Regions from separate parts of the Homo sapiens genome. Here region 2 is linked to region 1. Evidence: read pairs that join two places in POLR2A ChIA-PET (ENCODE). Cell type or tissue: IMR-90. All regions are shown on one strand.

Region 1 (5,000 bases):
CCTCTTGGTCTCAGATCCAGCTCCTGGGACCTCAGGGCCTGCCCCTTCTCCTGCCTTGCACCCCAAAGCCTGCCTGGGACCCACAGCCCCCTCCCTGCGGCTGCTGGGAGCTGCGAGTGGCACCCACGCACTCTGGGCCTGGTCTTTCGGCCACGACACTCGCCACCTCTGCTGGGCAGTCTCAGTAAGTATTACTCCTTCCACGCAGGCCAACTGTAGGTGGCCGGAGGACAGTCGAGCAGTTCCTTCTGTCTGTCCTGCCATCCACAGCGGCCAGTCTTGCCCAGATCCATGTGGTCTCAGGACTGTGCTGAGGGGTCCAGGGAGGCTGCTGTTTTCCCCAAGTTACGCACAAAGCAACCATAGGTGAAGGGGCTTGCTGGGGGCCTGTGGCTGGTGAGTGGTAGAGATGGAAGCAGAACCTCATTCAGATGTCCCTGTTCTGTGGCTCTCAAAGGGAAGATCCCTGAGCACACATCAGAATCACCCAGGACATTGCTCACGATGCACACTCCCCAGCCCCACTCCAGGCCTACCAAACTGGGATGTCTGGGGAAGATTCCCAGGAATCTGCATGGTTGGGCACCCCCCTCACAGCCCAGGCATGATTCTGGTGCACACCGAAGACCAAGCACCTCTCTTGAGCTGAGCTCTCTCCCCAGGCATGATTCCGGTGCACGCCGAAGACAAGCACCTCTCTTGAGCTGAGCTGTCTCCCCAGGCATGAGGGTCAGACCTGCAAGGTGTCAAGTGCAAGCCTCCATCTCATGGTTCGTGGTTCCAGGTGATGACCCTGAGCCCAGCACCCCAGAACACAGAAGCACTTTCAGCCTGCAAAACAGCCAAAAATCCTGATGCCCAGGCTAAAACCTAGACCAGAGAAATCTGAATCTGTAGGGGTGAGACCCAGGCACGGGCACTTTTAAAAGTTCCCCTAGTGATTCCAAGGCCAGAGCTGCCTGTCCCCAGGCTGCGTAGGGGAGAAAGATGCTTCTTCCTGGGGGAAGGTGGTGGGGTGAGGCTATTAAACACACAACTAGGCCCCACCCCAGAGTTTCCCATCCAGCAGGTCTTGGGAGGGCCCAAGAATTTGCACTTCTATCAAGTTCCCAGGTGGTGCTGGTGCTGCCGGACTGGGAGCCACACTCTGAGAACCCCTGGAGAAGGAAGCAGGAGTGGAGGAAGAACTGAGGGTGGTTACATGTGGTCCTTGTTAAGGGGCAGGTGACTTGCTCCACTGAGCAGGGCCCACCTGTCCTGTTTTCTTAGGTGCTATGGATTCTCCAAATGCACCTGCTGAGGATGGGAATGTGCCTCTCCTAACATCACTGAAGCCATATAGATAAAGAATTGTGACCTTCCATCCAGGGCCCCGGGGATGGCAGGGCAGAGTGTGCGCTGCACAAATCCGGAAGCCACCATTCACCTCCCCTGCACTGTGGCCCTCCCTGGCATTGCCAAGCCTAACACATTTCCCACTGAAAGCACAGCATGTGGCTGTGGAAAGTTTCCTGTGGCACCTCAGAAATTCTGCACCCACATTTGCTTTCATTTGTCTCCTTTCTGCCCCTCCTCATTTCTGTTGGAGCTCCATCCCCCTGGAGGGTTTAGGATGGGATGGATCTGGCTGGCTTGGTACGGGGGCCTCTGCCCTACCCAGGACCCACCAGAAGCGAGCCTCCATCCTGGAACCAGGCGCTCGGCCTGGCTGACCCAGCTAATCCGGGCATGGGCAGCTCAGCCAGGTCAGGAGCATATGGCCTCCCTCCTTTGCCACTTCGTGCTGCTGATTAGGCCTCCTCCACAAGGAGATAAACCTGCTGGAGGAATTTGTTTTCTCTGGCAGCCCACACTCTGTCCAACAGAACTGCAGGCTGACTCACTGGCGCTGGTTTCCTCTGAGCCCCCGCCCATGCACGGCCTGTCCGGGCTTCTCCCTTTCAGGAGGCACTTCCTGGCTTGACCTACGTGTCCTGGGAGTTTCTGTCTTGTGATTCGGGCCCAGCTGCCACCACATTCCTTCCGTGACACTTGGCTGGAGTGGGTGGGCAGCCGTGAGCGGGCTGGGGAATCTTATCAGAAGGTGTTCCGTCTGGGGCCTGAGCACAGAGAGAACTCGCCAGCCCAGGAGCTCGGCTGGCAGGAGTGGAGGGCCCCCAGGGGAGGCCCCTCTCCGCAGGGAGAGAGGGCAGGTGGGCAGGGCCCGTGGGGGAGAACACACCCAACCCACCAGTGGGGAGTGAGGCCTTGCCAGGTATGAAACCGTTGGGGAAAGAATGTCCAAACCAGCTGGTGCCTCCCTCATTTCTATCTCCAGACCAGCCCTCTCCCCTGAAATCTGGGGTCATAAATCCAACTGCCTCCCTGACAAGCCTGCACTCCTGATTTCTACCCCCAAAAGCTATGTACGCCTCCCAACATCTCAGCAACTCCATCGTTTCTTAGCTCAAGCCAAAAATCATGATGCTATCCTTGACTCCAAGCCTTCGGCACATTCTACTTGCCTTTTTTTTTTTTTTTTTTTTTTTTTTTTTGGTACACATGAGTTTGACTGGATGACTGACTGAAATGTCACCAGCAACTCTCCACAGGGCCAGATGGGCACTGTGAGAAGCCCTCCCTCCCTTTTACTTTCTCCCCCAGGGCAGAGAGAGGAATCTGCCCTTAGGCTTACTTCCCTGGGAGGAGAGCATCATCCTCCAACCTCTCCCACCAAAGTGAGGTCCCCATGAGGTCACTGATGGTCCTGAGTTGGGACTGAAGGCTGGCAATATTCTTCTCCAAGCCCTGCACTTGAGACAAAGCCTGGAAAAGCCCCTGGCTGGGCTAGCTCACAGGCTTCCTGAGAACTGCTACTCAGAGAGCTGTGCTCTAGCTGGGAGGATCACCTTCTTGCAGGTCATGCCCCATATTTTGCTTGGTCCTTGGATGAGAGGAGGGAGAAACAGAGGGGACGAGGCATGGACCAGATCCCTTGGCAGTAGCTAAACCTTGGGAGCTGCCACCAGCTGCAATTACTTGCTTCTGCCTTTAATTTCATGTTGAGAAGCCACGGGTGATGGAAAAAGAAATTGGTCCCCATGGGCAGAACGCTTTTTCGATATGCATTTATTAGCAAAGCTTCTGAAGGTGTCGTAAGCTGAACGTGAGGCAGCTGCCTCTAGAAGTGAGATTCACATGCAGGGTGGAAATGGTAGATGGGAGATCTGGAGGAGAGACACTTTGGAGAAAAAACTTCTGTTTGCAAGGGACCGTTATTTTAAAGTTCAGAACATTTTTGCAACTATCCCCCTACCCGCCCCCCGGCAACCTCCTGGCTTGTCCCTTATTTCAAATCTATTGTTGCTCTCTAAGGGCCCATCCGAGCTGATGTTCTTGCTGATGTTCTTCTTCGAATCAGTGAACCAAGGAATTTTAGTACAGGTGCACCTCGTTTCGCATAATTGATATGTGTCTGAAAAATGATGTGTTAATTAGCTTTGTTATAAATTAAATGCTGTTTTAAATGCAACAAGATGGTTTGCATTTTAAGATAATCTGATGGCAAATTCATTATTTTCAAAGGCTCTTATAGCCAGTTATACTCCGGTTCATGGCTCCTTCCCCAAGCAGCCTCAGAAACGTCGCTGGGATGGATTATGATTCATATCATCACAGACATCCACAAATAGAGAGAAACTCAGATATTTTCACCGTGGTTTCCAAATGCTTTCTCTTTTTTCAGCCATGGAACTAATGTTTCAAATGAAATCTGGCTCAGAGCTGAGTGAATGGGACAGGGGAGAGGGAGGCCTCTCCTGCTGAATTAGTGTGGAGAACCCAAATCCCCACCTGCCTGACACCCGTGTAGCTCCCTATGCTCCCTCATGAAGTCCCCAGCACCCACTGGAATGCCCAATTTGAAAAGCACTGCTCTCAAAGCGTCATAAGCATTTTCTCTTATCAGCAGTTCTACCTCTAAGACTCTAGATCCTCCCACTGGAGCACAGATGTTCGTCACAGCTTCATTTTTGACAGCAAGTATTATAGAGGAAAACAGTTTAGCTCCTGCCACTGCACCGTCAATGGAGAATACACGGAGAGCCCGGACTTAGGAATAACGAGGCATCCCTCCCTGTCTCCCACAGGGGTGGAATCAGTGGAGCCTAGTGGGGAGGTAGAATTGCCACTCTGGGCTAGTAGGAACAAGGATCTTCCCACCCCCGCCCCCCTCCCCAGGCATTAATAAAGGACAAGTAGAGAACATGAACTTCTACTTCCACCTGGCAGTAACAAGACAGCACAGTGTCTCCACTTTTGCTGCTGGAGCAATCTCAGAAGAAACCAACTGGAACAGAAGGTTTAAATAGAATCCAGAATTTCACAACATAATACCCCAAATGTCCAGGTTTCAGTCAAAAATCACTTGTCTTATTGAGAACCAGCAAAACCTCGATTTGAATGAAAAAGACAATCAATATATACCAATACTGAGATGATGAAATGTTAGAATATGATAAGCAAATATGATAAATATGCTTCAAAAAGCAATTACAAACACACCTGAAACAAGTGAAAAATAGAAAATCTAGGCAAAGAAATAGAAGATAAAAAGAAGAACCAAATGAGAAATTTAAAACTGAAAAATACAGTAACTGAAATTAAAAACTCAATGATGGGCTTAACAGTAGAATGGACTGAGAAAAGTATCCACAAACTCGAAGATAGAACGACAGATATTACCCAGTTTGAACAAAGAGAACATAGACAGAAGAGTAAGAAGAAGGAGGAGAAGGAGAAGAGTAGTAGTAGAAGAACAAGAGAGTTTCAGGGATATGTGGGATGATTAAAAAATTCTAACATTTATTGTCATCAGAGTTCCAGAAGAAGAGGAGAATGAGGGCTGAAAAAGTACTCAAAGAAATAATGGCTGAAAACTTCCTAAATTTGTCAAAAGACATAAATTTACTGATTCAAGAAACTGAGTGACCCTCAAACAAAATAAATTCAAAGAAATTTAT
Region 2 (5,000 bases), 100 kb before region 1:
TTATGTCCTCTTGGTGCCCATTTATGTTTGGATTCATTTCTGGACTCTCTGTTCTGTTCCATTGGTCTAGGTTTCTGTTTTTATGCCGCATCATAGTGTTTTTGTTACCATAGCTTTGTAAAATAATTTTAAATCAGGAAGTGAGATGCCTCCAGTTTTATTTTTCTGTCTCAGTATTGCTTTGGCTATTTGGGTTTTTTTTGTTGTTTTTTTTTTGTTTTTTTTGTAGCTCCATATGAATTTTAGAAAATTTTTTTCTACTTTTATAAAGAATGCCACTGGAATTTTGATAGACCTTATATTAAATCTGTATATTGCTTTGGGTAGTTTGGACATTTTGACAGTATTAATTCTTCCTATCCATGAACACTGGATATCTTTCCACTTATTTGTGTATTATTCATTTTCTCCCATCAGTTTTTTATAGTTTTCAGTGTACAAATCTTTTTACCTCCTTAGTTACATTTATTCCTAGATATTTTTAAAAAATACTATCATAAATGGGATTGTTTTCTTGATTTCTTTCTTTGGTAGGTTGTTATTTGTATATAGAAATGCTATGAATTTTATACGTTGAAATGTATCCTGTAGCTATAGTGAATTCATTTGTATGTTCTACTAGTTTTTTTTGTGAAATCTTTGGGGTTTCATCTCTTTTATTTTTTACATATTTTCAGCTCAATTAACACCACGGTTATTCTCTTCTGGAATCTGCACACTTTATAATTGTTTTTATCTTCTAGTCTTAGAGATCTTTTTTTGGTGTACTGGAGTAAAAATGGACTAAAAAGTTCATAAATGACACTGAGACAGCTGAATCACCATTTGAAAAAAGGAATTATTAGCTGTACTTTTTATGCCATATATAAGAATAGACTCCAAATAAATTAGGACTCTATTTGTTAAAAAAAGGAAAAGAAAAATGAAACCATGTAAACACTAGAAGAAAACATCGGTGAATTCTGCTTAAACTTGGATGTCACAGGGAAGAGGTTTTCTAACTACGACTCAAACTCTGGAGGCAATTTAGAAAAAGATAAATTGGAAGACTTTTCAGAATTTTGCATGACAAAAATACACCATCAGCTAAGTTAAATGATAGCTGACAAACTGAGAGAAAGTAGTCATAACATAAACCACAGACATGGAACCAATGTCCCTGATACGTAAAGGACTCTTAAAAAACAAGGGATGAAATACCAAAAACCGGATCAAAAAATGAGAAAAATATTTGAACAGGCAATTTACAAAATGTATATAAATGCCCCTCAGACATAGTTTTGAAATGTTCAAACTCATAAGTAGAAAAATGCGGCCGGGCGCGGTGGCTCACGCCTGTAATCCCAGCACTTTGGGAGGCCGAGGCGGGTGGATCATGAGGTCAGGAGATCGAGACCATCCTGGCTAACAAGGTGAAACCCCGTCTCTACTAAAAATACAAAAAATTAGCCGGGCGCGGTGGCGGGCGCCTGTAGTCCCAGCTACTCGGGAGGCTGAGGCAGGAGAATGGCGTGAACCCGGGAAGCGGAGCTTGCAGTGAGCTGAGATTGCGCCACTGCAGTCCGCAGTCCGGCCTGGGCGACAGAGCGAGACTCCGTCTCAAAAAAAAAAAAAAAAAGAAAAATGCAAGTTAAAACAATGTCAAGATACCTTTTCTTACCTATAAGGATGGCAAAAATTTAAAAACGTGATGTTTTGCTTCCTATGGGGAAGCAGATGCTCTCATACGTAGCTGGTAGGGGTGTAAATTGTTGTAACCCTTTTGAGGGAAATTGTGGTTCCTTTTTGTAACTGGGCAGGATGATTGTAGTAAGACCAGCAGGAAGTAATGTTAACCCACCCTACCCTCTCCCACAGGAACTCTTTCTTACCTTAACTTTATATTACGCTCCTCCTGCTTTCTGGGACAAATTGTCCAGAACCCATTTGTGAAGCAAAAGACCTTCAACCAGCCTCTCTAATAGCAGTGATCGTATTGTATTACAGTTACTGTTTTTCCTGTTTCCACATCGGTTATGCTGTATTCATAGCTACATTTCCAAGGCCTAGCACAGTGCCTGAAGGTCCTTAATGGTTAAATGGGTTTTCATTTGCAATGTAAATGAATCTAAAAACCTCCTGATTCAGCTGTCTGGGCCTTTGACTTTCCTAAACTAAAGAAAGATGAGGAGGAGGAGCTCTCCTTCAGCCTATCTTCTATGTTTGTAAGCAGAACCCTAGAAAACCTTTCAAAGACTATGTTCTTTCTTTTTTCTCTCTCTCTTTTTTTAAAACTTTTAGTCAGGGTCTGGCTCTGTTGCACAAGCTGGATGCAGTGGAATGATCTTGGCTCATTGCAGCCTCGACCTCCCAGGCTCAAACGATCCTTTCACCTCTCCTGAGCAGCTGGAACTAGAGACACATGCCAGCACACCTGGCTGATTTTTTTGTATTTTTTTGGTAGAGATAGGGTTTCACCATGTGGCCCAGACTGGTCTTGAACTCGTGGGCTCTAGCAATCCGCCTGTCTTGGCCTCCCAAGGTACTGGGATTACAGGCATAAGCACCACCACCCCCCACCCCTGCCATATTATGTTCTTTCTTAAGAGCAGATGGTTAGCAAGACTGCTCAGGACTCTGTTGTGTACCTCTGTGACAATAAAGACAAATAGCCCTAGTCAGTGAGTGCTTAGGAGCGGAGAGGAGAGCTGGTCGGACATTCCTGGGCACATGGGAAGGGATGGCCTGTATATCTGAGAAGTGTCTCCACCACCTGTACTTGCCGGGAATCTCCATCCGTACTTTCAGCCTTATTTCCTCACTGGATCCTCTTCCATTCTTTGCCCTCTCACTGCCCTGCTACCTCTGGGAAATACCTGAATTCTGCCTCTTTCTGACATTCTTGTTACTGTTGTAGGCCCTTCTTTTGGGGCCCCCTTTCTCAACTTCCTCCCTTTCTAGGTTCATACCCACTCCAGCTCCTGCTCTCTGGCCCTTAAGTCTTGTCTATGCCACTGTCACACCTCACGGGACTGGGATTTGGGTTCTGCTTCACTTCTTCCTCATGAGGAAGTTCTGTCTATTCCTACATCTGCCTGGATCTTCAGACTCCTGCCTAGCCAGTGCCTGATCCCTAATCCTCCTCCATCCACCTTTGCCCATGGGAGGTGAGACACAGGAAATCTCTGTATAAGGTGTTAAAGAAAAAGTTATTCAGTGGCACTTGTTAAAGCATAGTAAGGAAGACTTTATTTGAGACCATCAGCCTAGGTACAGCAACCACTGCAACTGGGTCTTGTAGTTGGGGAAAGAGATTGGGCCAGCTCTGAATATAACGTGGGCAAGTAGGAATTTACAGCCAAGGAGCAAGGTGGTCATTGGATGGAAAATTGCTCAGAGGCAACATCAGGAATAAGGAGACAATATGTAGTTCTGGCAAGAAAAGGGATGACTGACCAAATAGAATTCTTGCTGAAGACAGGCCAGGGTGATTAGACCAAGGAGATGGGGGAGAAAGGAGGAACCCAATCAGATATCCCAAGTGAGGGGTTCTTGCTAAACTGACTTAGCAGAGTTCTTTGCTAAAACTGGATTTTACAGGGTCCACACGTGGACCTAGAAGAAGGTTTAGGAACCTGACTAAAGTTTGGCCAAGCAAAGAATCTGTATCAAGGGGCAGAACTAGGCTTGTTTAGGCTGACCCATAACTTACTTTATATAACACTTTTTATGGTTTTCTTCCAGAGTAGAAATCTTCGAATATTTCTAATACTATGTATTAAATTTTATATTTCACATTATAATGGTGCCTGTATATAGGAATTACAGCACTTTTCTTTCTAATCCAGATTTAGGTCGATCTCGAGAACTACAGTATGTATACGTGGATAACAACATTCACCTGAAAGGCTTGCCATCTTATCTGTACAATAAAGTCATCGGGTGCAGTGGGTAAGGCCGATTTCACATTTTGAACTAAAAAATAGATTAACTACTTTTGGTACTTCTGTTCAATTTTGTCTTTGCCCTTGATGATATGCTAAACCAGGTATCCTTAGAAACTAAGGATATTGGGCAGGCAGTTTGGAATATTGCACATTGGGTTCAGTCAGTAAGTTATTATTTTCTAGTCTAAAGAAAAATGAATCCATGTATACCTTTTTTTATTACAGAAAGAAACACCTTTATTTCCCCCCACACACCCCAGCTTTATTGAGGTAGAGTTGACAAATAAAATTGTAATTATTTAAATGGTACACGTGATGGTTTGATGTACCTACCACACATACCGTTATAAACTCAGTGGTGCTAGTCACAGAAAGTAGAGGAATCAGCATTAATTTAGAAGGTTTTCTTTCACTGAAGCCCATTGCCATGACAGTTTTACTGCAGTGACAGTCCTAGTGTCTAGGATTTTACCAGTTGGAAATATTTAGAACTCAACATTTGAGATAGTCCCTCAAAATAAATCATGATTCTAGCAACCAAAACAGATATTTCAGTTAATGGGCTTTTATTTTCAGAGCAGCAATAATCTTTTCTTTTTAGTCAGGCTTTTAGAAAGATGGCTTCATCTTCTCCTTCTACAACGCTGGCACAGAACCACCCTAAAGTGTTTCCCTGAGTGGCCAAGGATTAAGATGGGGCCACTCAACCACCAGGACCCACTTGTGACTGACCTTCCCTTCCCCACTTCAGCAGCCAAGTGAACACCCCGGGGGCAACCTAATCAGCATGTTTGACTCTCCCCTTCTAGTCCCCATCATCCTGCATGACTTGGCCCATGCTATGAGTAGTTCTGGCAAGAAAAGGGATGACAATAAGTGTATACATAGAAGACAGCCATTCCCCCCGTTGGTATAGCACAACTCCAGGGGCAGTCCTAGGAGTAGTGGCCTTCTTTTAGGAAAACTTATGCAGCTGTCTTGGGAAAGCCCAAGATGAGTTCAGTGCCTATACAGGCTGATGAACTCCAAGCTGAGAGATGTATTCTGGAACCTTCTGTGAAGCAAAGATAATAG

What was found. ChIA-PET counts read pairs that join two places held together with the same protein. Peaks named below come from ENCODE experiments on the same cell type or tissue, not always from the same donor. Only the 100,000 strongest peaks of a DNase experiment are listed, where the experiment ranks them.
Region 2: POLR2A ChIA-PET joins it to region 1 with 7 read pairs; 3 of 35 experiments call an interaction of 5 or more read pairs at or near these places.

What each region holds. Positions count from the first base shown.
Region 1 is chr15:99,453,211-99,458,210 of GRCh38, forward strand. No RefSeq gene overlaps it. Among named protein-coding and RNA genes, the nearest start is that of LINC03080, 20 kb to the left of the region's middle. RefSeq lists an enhancer at 1-27. In IMR-90, no CTCF peak of the experiment used is centred here; a DNase peak (open chromatin) is centred at 1,921; H3K27ac peaks cover 2,833 bases.
Region 2 is chr15:99,348,542-99,353,541 of GRCh38, forward strand. It overlaps LRRC28 (leucine rich repeat containing 28), which reads left to right. Exons shown (of 10, transcript NM_144598.5): 7 at 3,828-3,930. Among named protein-coding and RNA genes, the nearest start is that of LINC02244, 51 kb to the right of the region's middle. In IMR-90, no CTCF peak of the experiment used is centred here; no DNase peak of the experiment used is centred here.